2 separate regions of the Homo sapiens genome follow, and region 1 is linked to region 2. Evidence: chromatin loops called from intact Hi-C (ENCODE). Cell type or tissue: endothelial cell of umbilical vein. All regions are shown on one strand. Links, peaks and the distances in the headings refer to the core of each region. The heading gives the core; the rest is flanking DNA.

The links. Hi-C counts contacts between places; a loop is a spot of excess contacts. Peaks named below come from ENCODE experiments on the same cell type or tissue, not always from the same donor. Only the 100,000 strongest peaks of a DNase experiment are listed, where the experiment ranks them.
Region 1: it touches region 2 in a loop (18-fold over the local background); 5 of 110 quality-filtered maps call a loop at or near these places.

The regions. Positions count from the first base shown.
Region 1 is chr3:141,957,829-141,968,458 of GRCh38, reverse strand. It overlaps TFDP2 (transcription factor Dp-2), which reads left to right. Exons shown (of 13, transcript NM_001178139.2): 10 at 4,496-4,647; 11 at 8,619-8,785. Among named protein-coding and RNA genes, the nearest start is that of ATP1B3, 87 kb to the right of the region's middle. In endothelial cell of umbilical vein, for the core only: a CTCF peak has its summit at 5,723 (motif pointing left); a DNase peak (open chromatin) is centred at 5,698.
Region 2 is chr3:142,207,266-142,212,265 of GRCh38, reverse strand. The region is part of intron 3 of GK5 (glycerol kinase 5); the gene reads left to right. Among named protein-coding and RNA genes, the nearest start is that of GK5, 16 kb to the left of the region's middle. In endothelial cell of umbilical vein, for the core only: no CTCF peak of the experiment used is centred there; DNase peaks (open chromatin) are centred at 2,025 and 2,395; H3K27ac peaks cover 742 bases.

The DNA.
Region 1 (10,630 bases), core at 3,340-8,339, 250 kb after region 2:
TATGAGATATATATGTTATATATATCTATATATGAGATATATATGTTATATATATGATATATATGTTATATATATGAGATATATGTTATATATGAGATATATGTTATATATAGTTATATATTATATATATTATATGTTATATATAGTTATATATATTATATATTATATATATTGTTATATATTATATATAATTATATATAATATATAATATATAAATAATAATGTTTTGTTTGAAGAGAATATTGTGCAGCTTTAAAAAAAAAAAAAGCTGAAACTGACAGTTTATTCCTATGCTCCTGCCTGTAGAATTCTACCAAACACTCCTCCTTGAACTCCTGTGCTGCCATCTTCTTCCCCCCGGCAGCCTCTCTGTTGTCCCTGTCCCTGCACAGTTATCTGCAGTATCCCCTAAGAGCTCATGCCCCAAACCCTGTGCTGGGGCCCTCCTGGAATTTCTTCAAAACCATGGAACATTTTGGAGCTTAATTTTTTTGGCACGTTATTTTTAAAAACCTGTTTATCAGCATGCCAACAGTCATCTGCCTATCAGAAAGAATGGTGCTGGGCAAGATCACCCTCATGTGTGTAGGACTTTCCTGTCTCTAGATGCCTGATGCAAAGAATGAAACCATATTTTTTCCCTGCTTACCTCTGTACCATGAACATTGTTTTTTTATTTTTTAAAGTCTTGAACTTCTTTTCCTCTACTGTCTCTCAAACCAAATATTTGTAGAAGAGTTCCACCCAGGGGCAACATGGCTGTCAACATTCATAGAAACAGGTCTCTCTAAACATTAAAGTGAAACCCAAAGTATAACTGAAATCAACTTGTGGTCTTCTGGTAAACTTAAAACTTATTTCCAAAGGCCGGATGTGGTGGCTCACGCATGTAATCCCAGCACTTTGGGAGGCGGAGACGGGCAGATCACCTGAGTTCAGGAGTTCGAGACCAGCCTGACCAACATGGAGAAACCCCGTCTCTACTAAAAATACAAAAAATTAGCCAGGCATGGTGGCGCATGCCTGTAATCTCAGCTACTTGGGAGGCTAAGGCAGGATAATCTCTTGAACCTGGGAGGCAGAGGTTGCAGTGAGCTGAGATCGCCCCACTGCACCCTAGCCTGGGCAACAAGAGCGAAACTCTGTCTCAAAAAAAAAAAAAACAAAAAACTTATTTCCTCCTAGCATTTCAGTTTTTTTCCTTTCATCAAATAAATTAAGTTGTCATAGAAAGTAAATTAAGCAGCCAGGCACAGTGGCTTACTCCTGTCATCCCAGCACTTGGGGAGGCCGAGGTGGGCAGATCACGAGGTCAGGAGTTTGAGACCAGCCTGACAAACATGGTGAAACCCCGTCTCTACTAAAAATAAAAAAATTAGCCAGGCATGGTGGTGCACACCTGAAATCTCAGGTACTCAGGAGGCTGAGGCAAGAGATTCACTTGAACCCGGGAGGCGGAGGTTGCAGTGAGCCGAGATTGCACCACTGCACTCCAGCCTGGGCAACAGAGCAAGACTCTGTCTTTTTTTTTTTTTTTTTTTTAATAAGTAATCCATTTGCTGTGGCTAAGCTCACTTGATTTTTTTTTATAAGCTCATGTCACAACTCACTCATGTCACATGACACAGGTAACTATTACCTCCTTGCTACCACCTCTCTTTTATTTTTGGTAATGTAGAAGAATGGAGTGAGTAAAGCAAACCTGTAGATAATCCCAATATCCTACTTTTATCTCTATAATTGCCCTTTCCAGCCCTTAAACCTTTTCCATAATAAACGCATAGGAAAATGAATGAACACACTTAAAGCTGTTCAGCCTCTGGAATAGATGTTAATGAGTTTGAAAAAGAACAAAAGGCCAAAGGAAATCAATCAAAGGGCAACAAATAAGTCAGTTCAAAATAAGTGAATTATTTTTCCTTTTACTATCCAAAATAACATTATATGGTATATGAAATTTGTGACAGTGTTAAAAAAAACATTATTATGACCAGGTGCAGTGGCTCATGTCTGTAATCCCAGCACTTTGGGAGGCCGAGGTGGGCAGATCACAAGGTCAGGAGTTCGAGACCAGCCTGGCCAATATGGTAAAACCCCGCCTCTACTAAAAATGCAAAAATTAGCCAGGCATGGTGGCGGGTGCCTGTAGTCCCGGCTACTCGGGAGGCTGAAGCAGGAAAATCATTTGAACCTGGGAGGCGGAGGTTGCAGTGAGCTGAGATCGTGCCACTGTACTCCAGCCTGGGCAACAGAGTGAGACTCCGTCTCAAAAAAATAATAATAAATAATAATAATAAAAACATTATGTTTTTACTGCTCTCTTCACTTGAAAAACCATTGATACTATTAAATGTACACAGCATTAAATAGTGAATCACAAATACATAAGGGCCATTAGTTATCACTGCTTATATTCCCCCATATACCAGGGTCCTCTTGTGGCACTAGGGACAGACACCAAGTTAGGCAAAGTGTAGGAACAGCTCTTGAGATGTGTATTCTAGTAAAAGGGAAGAGAAGCTATGCAGGAGTATTTAAGCATGTAATTCTTTTTCTCAGTTCCACAGTTTAATCATAATTTTTCCTCATTATTAAAGGAATTAAGCAATGAATTCGTTTTTTAGCAACAGAAAATAATGAAATGTAACCTCAATAATGTTTGGTAATGATATTGATAGTGCTAGTTATTGATAGTGATTTTTGGACACACTTAGGTCTACAATAAATTGGTGTTCATTATTTTTTGTGCTTTTCAAAGAGTAAATCTTCCCCTTTTGGGGAGATAGCACTCAGCCATTTTAAGATAATAGTAATCTTTTCTTTTCTTTTCTTTTTTCCTTTCCTTTCCTTTCCTTTCCTTTCCTTCCCCTTTCCTTCCCCTTCCCCTTCCCCTTCCCCTCCCCCTTCCCCTTCCCCTCCCTTCTCTTCCCTTCTTTTCTTTCCTTTTTTTCTTTTCTTTTTCTTCTTGAGAAAGGGCTCTGTTGCCCAGGTTGGAATGTAGTGGCACAGTCATAGCTCACTGCATCCTCCAACTCCTAGGCTCAAGAGAACTTCCCACTTCGGCCTCCCAAAGTGCTGAGATTACAGGTGTGAGCTACCATGCCTGGCCAATAATAGTAATCTTACTGAAACTTTAGTTAAGGTCCAGAACCTGAAATAAACAATACTGATCATAAGATTGCTAAAATGTAAAAAATAAATTTATCACTACTGGGTGACAAGATTATAACAAGCTAATGAAGGGGAATGAATGGCTCTGACTTGAGGAACTTTTAAAACGTTATCTGTTTCTTGAGCAGATGAAAAACTTGAACTGCATACAGTCTTTCTAGCTGTGAAATTCTATCGTACATTTACCTTATTAAAAAAAGGGAGATCACTTGTTTGTTTGTTGGTTGGTTTTTCTCAGACAGAGTTTTGCTCTTGTTGCCCAGGCTGGAGTGCAGTGGTGCAATCTCGGCTTACTGCAGCCTCCGTCTAAAAGGGAGATCACTTTCTTTGGCTTTTGAGTAATGGTTATAACTAAAAGTAGCGGCAAGATCCAGTAAAAAAATTTAGGCCTTGATGTATCTTATAATTAGTGCTGAGCCTCAGTTACCTCATCTGGAAATGTCTGGTTGGGGAAGGCTGGGGCTGGATTCCAAACTGTGCCCAGAGGCTGCTGAGAAGTTCTGTGGAGGTGCCTTAGAAACCATGTGGCTGTGCTTGAGGGCAGAGATGGCAGAGCTTAGGACCTGGCCTCACTGCAGCCAGCCTCAACAGCACCACTTCCATCTGTTTTACATGAGTTTTTTTTTGTTTTGTTTTGAGACAGGGTCTCATTCTGTCACCCAGGCTGGAATGGAGTGGTATGATCTCTGCTCACAGCAAATTCTGCCTCCTGGATTCAAACAATCCTCCCACCTCAGCCTCCTGGGTAGCTGGGACTATAGGCACATACCACCATGCCCAGCTAGTTTTTGTATTTTTTGTAGAGATAGGGTTTTGCCATGTTGCCCAGGTTGGCCTTAAACTCCTGGACTCAAGCAATCAACCTGCTTTGGCCTCCCAAAGTGTTGGGATTACAGGCGTGAGCCACTGTGCCCAGCCTCCCTCGAGATTTTATTTGAAGAAACAATTTTGTGCCTTTAAAATGTTTGCATATCCCTGGGCTACACATCCTAAAGTTTGGGGGCATATTTGACCCCAAACTGTCAGGAGTCTATGTTAGATAAATGGTATCACCCTTGCTGTGTCATTTGCTGAAGAGTTCCAGGTGCCTACTGGTTCTTTCCCAGATTGTGAGGTCCTGTTTCTATGGATGATGGAAAAATGTATTTATTGAGTTGGATCATTCTTTCTTAAATGTTTAATTTTTTAAATTAATTCATTAGTGCAGGCGGGATGTCTCTTTAAACTCTAATTTTAAACTATATTTAAAGGTATTATCTTAATTCTTTTAAATTCCAACTCACTTATGCACAATTGACCATATTGTTTTTATTGATCATTACAGCAAATCGCTTTCAAAAACCTGGTACAGAGAAATCGACAAAATGAGCAGCAAAACCAGGGCCCGCCGGCTCTGAACTCTACCATTCAGCTGCCATTCATAATCATCAATACAAGCAGAAAAACAGTCATAGATTGCAGCATCTCCAGTGACAAGTGAGTGGAGAACTAGGGATGGGTGCAGGGCTGGCCTTCTGTTAACATTTTCATATCATTTGCAAACTCAAGAAGGATGCACTTTATTAGTTGCACCCCTCAAAGGCTGGCTTCCTTGGGGCACATGAAACACCTCCTGAACCATGGGTGCAATCTTCCACTAGTGTGCGCTCCAACCCTCACCCTCTGTGGTCCCCTGTCTTGTGCCAGGCACTGTGCTGTCTGTATTATATGTGTGTGGCAGTGTCTGGGCCCAACCTATGACGTGCTGCATGTATGTGGTAACTCTGAGCAAGTAACTGTGATAAGTTAGCCCAGCACTGTGGGTCTGGGACAAGGTAGATTCATTGGTGATTCACCGTCATAGTTTATTACGGAAATATTTTAGGTCAACATGTGGCATTAAACCAATTATTTCTTTGTTTTGCTATATCATAGTTATGCATGCTTCTGTTTATTAATGAATGTATGAATAGACATGAAAATGCCTGGCACATTCTTTGCTTCCTTTAAATTGTGTTTTTACATTTTAACTAAGATCAATGATAATATTCATTATGGCAAATAAGAAGTAGCACTTTTCAAAATATAGAATTAATTTGTGATGTATTTTACCATTCATGAAAAAGTTTCTCTCAGTGGTCTTCAGGCTGTGACCAGTACCATAAAAGAGTTAAGAGTATATATAGGGTGCAGAGTGAGACGGATCCATGTACCGCTTATGGCTCCCCCACTTCGCTGCTGCAAAGCTCTGTTTTCTCAAGAACAAATAGGAATGATACTGGGTCCCCTATGACTTCCCAGCCTTGTGAGGATTAAATGAGTTAATGTCTATAATGACTTGAGGTAAGTGTTTTTTAAATGTTAGCTGCTGTTACAAAAGGTCAGCCTATAGTTTATTGTTCAAATAGGGATTTATTAATGCAAAAGAAGACTCTATAATAATTGCGTCAGTACCACAGGCATACCCCAGAACTGTCCCAGGGATACCAGAACTTCCTGTCTCCTAGGGCCCTGACATTGCCCTTGGGCTTCACTGCTACTTGTTTTCCCACTCTTCTTCCTGGCGCTCTTGCGCCCCCTGCCGGTCTCTGTTGTGTCCAGAGATTCCGGGCCACTCCACTAAGAAGGCACACACACAAAAGAAGAGTTAGCCAGGCGTGGTGGTTCACACCTGTAATCCCAGCACTCTGGGAGGCCGGAGGCTAGTGGATCACCTGAGATCAGGAGTTCGAGACCAGCCTGGCCAACATAGTGAAACCCTGTCTCTACTAAAAATACAAAAATTAGCCAGGCTTGGTGGCGCACGCCTGTAGTCCCAGCTACTAGGGAGGCCAAGGCAGGAGAAACGCTTGAACCTGGGAGGCAGGGGTTGCAGTGAACCGAGATTGTGCCACTACACTCCAGCCTGGACGACAGAGCAAGACTCTGTCTCGAAAAAAGAAAAAAGAAAAAAACAGCAGGAATTTCAAAACTATTTGATAATTGAGACTATAGACACAAAAAGAAATAGTAGAGGTTATGAAGTAAACCAGAACCAATAAATTTTTTTTTAAGAGTGGATTCTTGGCCGGGCGTGTTGGCTCATGCCTGTAATCCCAGCACTTTGGGAGGCCAAGGCAGGCAGATCACCTGTGGTCAAGAGTTTGAGACCAGCCTGACCAACATGGTGAAACCCTGTGGCTACTAAAAATACAAAAATTAGCGTGATGATGCACACCTGTAATCCCAGCTACTCGGGAGGCTGAGGCAGGAGAATCACTTGAACCCAGGAGGCAGAGGTTGCAGTGACCCAAGATTGTACCATTGCACTCCAGCCTGGGCAGCAAGAGCAAAACTCCGTCCCCCCCAAAAAAAGAGTGGATTCTCACTGTTCTCACTGTTGCCCAGGTTGGAGTGCAGTGGCTATTTACAGGCACGATTATAGCTCACTGCAGCCTCAAACTCCTGGGCTCAAGCGGTCCCCCTGCCTCAGCCTTCCTAGTAGCCAGGACTGCAGGTGCACACTTCCTTGGCCAACTAAAGCTGATCCATTTTTTAATCTTCTAAGTTTCTTAACCTCTCTGAGATCATGTTCCTTTCTCCACAAAAATAAGAATTATAGTATTTACCTTGCCAGTTTCAAAAAGTTATGGGTAAATTAATATACAACCCAGCCCAGTGGTCAGTAAGTGGTAGATATCTGAATTATTTTCCACACACTTGCAAATTCTTTATAAATATATGTCAAAGAGGACCATTAACATAGTCTCAGAAAACTGAGAATTCAGGCCGGGCACGGTGGCTCACACCTGTAATCCCAGCACTTTGGGAGGCCAAGGTGGGTGGATCATAAGGTCAGGAGTTCGAGACCAACCTGACCAACATGGTAAAACCCCCATTTCTACTAAAAATACAAAAATTAGCCAGGCATGGTGGCACGCGCCTGTACTCCCAGCTACTCAGGAGGCTGAGGCAGGAGAATCACTTGAACCCAGGAGGTGAAGTTTGCATTGAGCCGAGATCGTGCCACTGCACTCCAGCCTGGGCGACAGAGCAAGACTCTGTCTCAAAAAAAAAAAAAAAAAAAAAAAACAACAAAAAACTGAGAATTCTGGAAAATGGTTAGCATCTTTTCAGATAAAAAACACAAAACTTAGCATTCTAGTTACTCTCTCAAATTAGTCTCTTGTTTTGTATGGAGAATTATAAAACTATCTTAGGTTAGTCTCTTAAGTCTAAAAAGAATGATGGGAAAATCTGGGAATCATTGGCCTAGGGTATTGTGGACACTGTTCCCCCAGGCTGGAATCTGGTGAGGCTTCCATCTCTTGGGTGGTCCCTGACTCATGCCCTTTCCTTGGCCTTCCTTTGAGTGGAGGGAAGGAGGCTCTGAGTAGCTTGTACAAGCTTGTTATCCGACGTAGGTCCAAAAACCCTTTCAGTTACTTTGGTGATGCAGTCTTTCCCCATAATTAGCCAAGAGGCTTTCCACAATGAGGATTACATTTACAAAACGATCTGCTTTTAACAGATGCCTGAAATCATCCCTGTGGCAGGCACCCACTTCAGATTTTTTTTTTTAAGTTGTTATTGTACTTTAATCAAATTCATATACTTTAGATTACTTAAATTGGTATTTTGCTTCAAATTATAATTTTTGCTTCTAAGATAATCTGTTATTCAAATTATCTTAGATAGGGTATAAAGTTTTACCCTCACATGATTTTAATAGAATTTCATGACCAGGTGAAACCTACCATTGTCCCCAAACCCTGTCCCTGCAGGGCTGAGGCCCATGATGAAGGTGCTCCAGGCCTAGCCTAGGAGTCGGAAGGACTGTGTCTTCCTTCTTTTGCCTCTTGATTAACGTGTGTTGGGCTGCTGGGAAGCTGGGAATCCAATTTGGGTACTTTCCAAACATATTTGGAAACGTGCTTGTATTACATGTGACATTTTTTCTTAAAACATTTTACTCCTTAGCCTCTCAGGACAGGATTTGGGGTTGTTTTCACTTGTTGAAAGTCTTCTATTTATTGCTTATCTGAAGTAGGCTGTAGCTAACATTTGACTCATGAAAATGAAGTAAGCATTCAAAATGTTTTTTTCCTCAAAGCTAACAGGCCAACTCGGAATAGGGATATCGTAATATTAAAGTAGAAAGGCTTTTCTTTTGTGGCAAAGCTGTAGGCAACTTTGAGAAGTACTGGATTTAGAATAAAATTTCTATCCTCTGTTTGTAACAGAGTTAGGGCTAAAGTTTGTGGGTTTCTATCATCTGTCAGAGGAATGTTGTTTTAATTGGGAAAGTGTTTTATTTGAGATGTCATTCCCCTGACAGAGCAGAATGACTCATGGCTCTCTAAATGGTAGCAATTTCTAGCACTATAGCTGGATTTAGGCCCCCATTCTGTTACTTAAACTATAGAATACAAAACTATTCAGACCTCTCCAGCACCACCAAAAACCCTTTACTTTGTTTCCTGATGCAGGTTTGAGTATCTTTTCAATTTTGACAACACCTTTGAGATCCATGATGACATAGAAGTACTAAAGCGGATGGGAATGTCGTTTGGCCTGGAGTCAGGCAAATGCTCTCTGGAGGATCTGAAACTTGCGAAATCCCTGGTGCCAAAGGCTTTAGAAGGTTATATCACAGGTATGTTAACTGATGCTTTCATGTGTTGTCCCTGATTAAATGTTGAATCCAAACTTGTTAAAACCTTTCTTATAGAAAATTGCAAAATTTTAGAACATCTGTGCTTGTGTCGACAAACTGAAACCTTTAACACTTTAGGACCATTTTTTCAAAAATTAGATTAAATAGTTTGTTTCATAACATTATGAACTTACATCTATACACCACACATTATATACTATTACATCTAAATTGGCTCACTCAGCACTGAATTTGGCTCTTCAGAGAGATCTTGTAATTCCCAGTACCTAGCTTAGAGCCTAGTTAGAGTAAGCTAGTAAAAGCTCAATGAGGGAGTTTTAAAAAATCTTCTCTTAGTGCCCTGTGGATACTTCAAGGGAAACTTTGGGCAATTTACAAAAGAAAGTAGGTACATCCTGGCCGGGCGCTGCAGCTCACACCTGTAATCCCAGCACTTTGGGAAGCCAAGACGGGTGGATCACCTGAGGTCGGGAGTTCGAGACCAGCCTGGCCAACATGGTGAAACCCTGTCTCTACTAAAAAAATACAAAAAATTAGCCGGGCGTGATGGCACATATCTGTAATCCCAGCTACTCAGGAGGCTGAGGCAGGAGAATCACTTGAACCTGGGAGGTGGAGGTTGCAATGAGCTGAGATCGCCATTGCACTCTAGCCTGGGCAAGAAGAGTGAAACTCTGTCTCAAAAAAAAAAAAAAAAAAAAAAAAGTAGGTACATCCTACTTCCCTCTAATGGAAAATTTAGTATATCTATTATCTGCCCATACATAAAAACATTTGATTAATTGAATTCAGAGAGGAGGAGTGGACTGAAAGTTTAAATGTCAGGGGAAAAAAGGGCAGAACGGGGTAAACCTGGATTCACATTTGTGTACGCTGCTCCTCTTTACAGTAAAACTTCTCAAGTTGACCATATTTACTGTTCCTTCTTCCTCTTTCCCCAGTCTTAAATTGTTCTTATTAAATACTGAGTAGATACAAAGGTTGTTTACGTCTGTAGACTCTGAAGGGTCACAGTACAGTAGACCCCCATGAATCCAGCACCCAGCTGAGGAAAGCACATTACTGTTCCAGTCCACTGCATGCCCCTGCCCCAGGCTCTGTGCCCTTTCCCACCCCTCAAATATAACCATTCTCTTACATTTCATTGTCATTCACTTGCATTTCTTTAGAGATAAACCAAAATGGTAAACTGGAAATAATGTATTATTTAGTTTTGCCTACTTCTGGCCTCTATATAAGTGAAGTCATAGTAATATACTCTTTGGTGATTTGATTTTTTTTCACTCGATATTATGTTCTTTAGAGTCATCCATGTGATTTAATATAGATATAATTCATACATTCTTACTCCTGTGTAAAATTCCATTATATGAATACATCACAGCTTATCTGTTTATTTTACTGAAAATAAACTGTTTGTTTCCGATTGCTTGATGTTAAAATACAGTGCTGCTTTGAACATTCCTATACATGTATCCCAGTGACCACATGCAAACGTACAGATTGAACTTGTTAGGTCAGAGTTGGGTACATCTTCAGCTTTACTAGATGATACCAAAAATTTTCAATTTGATTTTACCAAATTACACGTTCCCCAGCAGAGTAGAAGTGTTCTATTTTCCTAATCAGGTGGGTCTGAAATGATACCATTGTAGCTTTTCTAAATTGAGATTGAATTCACATGCCATAAAATACACCATTTAAAAATGTCAGTTCAGTGATGTTTTGGTATATTCACAAGGTTGCTAATCATCACCACTATCTGATTCCAGAATATTTTAATTTAAAAACCCAAAAAGAAACCCAAACCCATTAACAGTCTCT
Region 2 (5,000 bases), core at 1-5,000:
TCTTGGTTTAAACACACACCCACATTCCCTCCCCCAAAATCCCCCCGCCCACGTACCCACACACACCACTGTAAAATGTGTTTTTGTTAAAGCATTAGGCTCCAAAGGACATCTTGAGCTTGGGCAGTGGGAAAGAAAAGTGAGCAGAGGGGGAAAAGATGAATCTGAAAAATATAATTAGGGTGAATTCACAAGGACTTGGCTTCTAATTCAGTATTGGGCAGGAAGAAGAAATTTGAATTTACCAATACTGCTGGCCTTGATGTTTGGGCTGTATGATAGAAATCATAGAGAATGTAAGGAGGAATGGGCTGGGTAGTAGTGAGAGTAGGTAGAAGGAAAAATGATAAAATGTTTGGTTTTGGACGTGTGAATGTGGAGATATCTCAGAGGTGACTAGAACATTGGTTTAACTTGGACTGAGGCATAGCACATCTCCATCAGATAGGATCTTTTTATTTTCATTTTTGGGGGATGAGGTCTTCACTTTGCTACCTAGGCTGGAGTGCAGTGGCACGATCATAGCTCACTGCAGCCTCGAACTCGTGGGCTCAAGGGATCCTCCCACATCAGCCTCCCAAGTAGCTAGGACTATAGGTGTGTACCACACTATGGCTGGCTAATTTTTAAAATTTTTATAGAGATGGAGTCTCACCATGTTGCCTAGACTGTTCTTGAACTCTGAGCCTCAAGTGATCTGCCTGCCTTGGCGTCCCAAAGCGCTGGGATTACAGGCGTGAGCCACCATGCTCGGCCCAGTACTCTTTTTTTTCAGGACATGCTGCATCTCAGATTGATGCCTACATCTGCAGTTCCTCTGTGCTTACTCCACTCCCCAGCACTGGCCTTGGTTATGGCAAATCTTAAATAAATCTTATACAGTAGTATATTGTCAGATGAAGGGGTGAATGAATTAAACTTACCTGTACAGATAAGGTATCTAATCTTAGTGACCCTGTTGACATTTTGAGCTGAATAATTCGTTGTCATGGGGACCGTCCTGTGGTGTTGCAGCTGTTCAGCAGCATCCCTGGCCTCTACCCACTAGATGTCAGTAGCACCCCAGCCCACCTCACCACCATTTGTACCAACCATAAATGTCTCAAAACATTGCTGAACGTCCCCTGGGGACATCCCCAATTTGGAACCATTGGTGTAGATGAAGTCTCAAAAAATAGGTGTGTTCTCTGGTAGAGATTATGTGGAGAAAAGAAAAGCAAGCTAAGGATTTGGACTGCGGGTCCCTGCTCCCACCAAATTTAAAGTGAGTCAGGGAAGAAAAAGCCAGCAAAGCAGGACCAACGCTAATCTGGGAAGTGGATGGATGAAAGTGGAGGGAGGAGTATTCTCAGGGAAAGAACTGATTGGATGTGTCATATTCACTTGGCCATTGGCCCCAGTGATTGCTTTCATCAGGACCTGGCTACCATATCACTCATGACAGTAAGGTCGGAATATTAGGAAGCAGAGTTTTTGTCTGATGCTAGGACTATACATCACCATTAGAAGGAATAGAAGAGTTAGATTTCAAGACAGTTCACTTTCCTTACTGGTGGTGGTGGTGTTGTAGAGGGATAAGACTTCTTCCTAAAGCAATTCATTGTGAGTTTTTTATCTTGGCTGTCCTTTTTTCTTTTTTGAAATGTTTGTATTCTTTCATGAGTTTTGGGAACATTCTTTGCTTGTAGAAACTGAAATAGTGGATATTTTTTGAAGAAAGACTGAAAGCCTTTGTGCTTCTTTTACATTAAAATAATGGAGCGGAGCCTATTCTGCTCATTGGGCCCCAGGGAGCCAATGTGGTGTATGATGCTGACAGATTCCACAAGAGCCCTAGCAAACAGCCGGGACACAACACAGATGGGCACAGCACAGGGCCAGCCAGAAGCACTAATTGTTCATTTGTGAGAGAAAAGGAGAGACAGACTAGATCCTGTGGAAAAACCTATTGTTCGTTCCAGTCCTGGCCAGCAGCTCCTCCTCCCAGCTTGTTGTTTTTTTCCTCCTGCATCCATGGTGCATTTCTGTCCTCATGGCCATAGAAACATTATTTTCCTCACAGTTGCTGTCAGGAGGTCTAAAACTTTGAACTTTCTTTTTGTTTTTCTCCCTATCTCTCCCCCATCCCCCTGTTAGGGACCAGGAAACTTACGAACTTTTTTCAGTCTTTGAGCTTTCTTCATGTTCTTCAGGTTAAGCTTTTTTTCCAATATATTCAAAAAGTGGTGTGTTTAGCCTGCTTTCTAAAATAACTCTAACTGATAACACTTCCATTTTGGTTCTTTTAAATTCCTTTTGTTCTAAAAAAAAAAAATCACGAGCTGTTTTGTTTCTTTAGTCAATGTCTCTTGGGAGATTTCTGCCAGCTAACTTCAGATCAGGGTGTGTGCCAATTAGCAACACAAACTGTGAGTCATGGGAGCCTGGATTCACTCATAACTGTTTGAGGGCTCACAGGGAGTAATGCACCGTGCTGGGGGCTGCACTGCGTATACAGATGAATAAGAATACCAGCCCTAATTTACAATCTCATTATATAGGTACACAAATTACTCTATATTCCCATTGCACAAAATAGATTTTTATTGTAGTATTTGATACTTACATTAATGAGTCTTACCAAATACTTATGACTTAAAATATATTAAGAGCCACAGAATGATGTAAAGTGTTAGAAGGGTTTAAGACAATTAATTTACAACATTGCCATTTATACTTTTCCTTCATTTTTCCTTTTTTTGTTGATAGAGATAAAATAAACCCAGGTCAGTGCTGAGTGAATATTGGAATGTATGCTATTACTTGAAAAATCAGTATTCTAGATTGTCTTGTTCTATGTTATAAATTAATGATGCCACTTTCATCTTGTGATTTTGTCTCTCCCCCTCACTGCTTTTCAGCCACACTAGCCATTCAGTTCCTCTAAGACACGCTTTATCTTGCTCTAGGACATTTGAACATATAGCACATTTTGTTGGGAATGTTCATACTTCTGATTCCTTCTTATCCTTCAGAGCTGAGATCCATTGCCATTTCTGAAGCCTTCACTGACCACCACACAGGGGCCATCTGTTAAATACTCTCATGGCACCTCTATTTATCCATTTTTTTTTTTTTGAGGCGGAGTCTCACTCTTTTGCCCAGGCTGGAGTGCAGTGGTGCTATCTCGGCTCACTGCAAGCTCTGCCTCCCGAGTTCACGCCATTCTCCTGCCTCAGCCTCCCGAGGAGCTGGGACTACAGGTGCCCGCCACCGCGCTCGGCTAATTTTTTGTATTTTTAGTAGAGACGGGGTTTCACCATGTTAGCCAGGATGGTCTCGATTTCCTGACCTCGTGATCCGCCTTCCTCGGCCTCCTAAAGTGCTGGGATTACAGGCGTGAGCCACCACGCCCGGCCTCTATTTATCCTTTATAGGGCGTATTCCAGCTGTAAGTGAGCAACTGAGTAATTGATTATTTGTTTACATTCCCTGGTAGAAAGTACAGTCATCAGGGCAAAAGTGCTGTGTGTCTCTGTTCATAGCTGTGTACCCAACTCCTGGTACAAATTGGCTTATAAATTTTTGCTGAAACCAGTGATTGAACATCAGATTTAAGTGTATAAGTATGTGCTGTTGTAGAATGGCTCTGAAGAATTATATATCAATAGATTTTATCTTTATCAAACACAATCTGATCTTTGACAAAGGTGCTAAGACCAGCCAGCAGAACAAGAATAGTTTTTTCAACAGATGGTGCTGGGAAAACTGAACATTCACATGCAAAAGAATTAAATTGGACCCTTACCTAATACCATATACAAAAATGAATCCCAAAATGCATCAAAGACCTACATTTAAAAGCTTAAACTATAAACTAAAAACTCTTAGAAGAAAACAGGAGAAAATCATCATGACTTTGGATTTGGCAGTGATTCCTTAAATGACATCAAAAGCAGTTAACAAAATAAAAAATAGATAAATTGGACTTTATATATCAAAGGACATTTATTTTTTCATTTGTTTATGATGACTAATTTTTCAATTTTCTTAACTATTGGAACTCTCCAAAGTAGAAAAATTACCCTAAATTTAATTATAAATAATAAGTAAGCTATGTTAAAATTAATTTGACATAATGTGCAATTTGCATTTAAAAAATGTCTGAAAAAATTTAGTCATTGATATCTAATATGCAGTTAGGCTTCAGAAAACCACCTGCAGCATGTAACGTGGAAGGTGTGCATCTTGGTAGGTTTGATTTGTAATTTCATCCAAGATTGAGGACTAAAACAATAGGAAATCACTCCTCTGATTTGTACTCATGATAATGGTGACCATTTGGATCTCTAAAGCGAAAAGAAGTAACATGCTCATGATCTAGGTAAATGTTGCGATTTCCATTAATAAAGGTGAAAAACAGGACCCTATCAACAGAGTGAATATTGCGTGATCTGGCCAGCAGCCCGCAATACAACGGGGCTCTCTCTTTGTTCCTAGGTGGATCAGCAGGTTGAGAAATAATAGACACAAACAAGATAGTGAAAGCTGGGTCCAGGGGGGTCACCGCCTTCTGGTCCTGCGGTGCCAACAATGCACTGGATATACCAGCATTTATTATTAAGTTTAGTGAGGGCGGGGGTAGGTTAGTGAGAGATTTAGGGTCATTTGATTATGAGGTGAGATGGTCACATGGGGATGAAGTAATTCTTTAACATAACATTTGTATGTAGAAGTACAGTACATTTGTATGTAGAAGTACAGTATACAGAGATAAGAATTTACAATATAATGTGTGCATCAGTAATTTCTAACAGAGCCTTAAAACAGAAACACAATCTTTCCATAACCTATGATTAGCAAGATATTGATCAGCAGTAACAGTTGCAACAAAAGCTGGTTAGAAACAATCCATGGAAACAGGACGTGAAGCTAGACAACCAGTTAGACCAGAAATTCTCAGAAGGGAGTATGTCTTAACCCTAAAGAGGCCTAGAAGAGCCGTGGCAAGATGAGGGCGT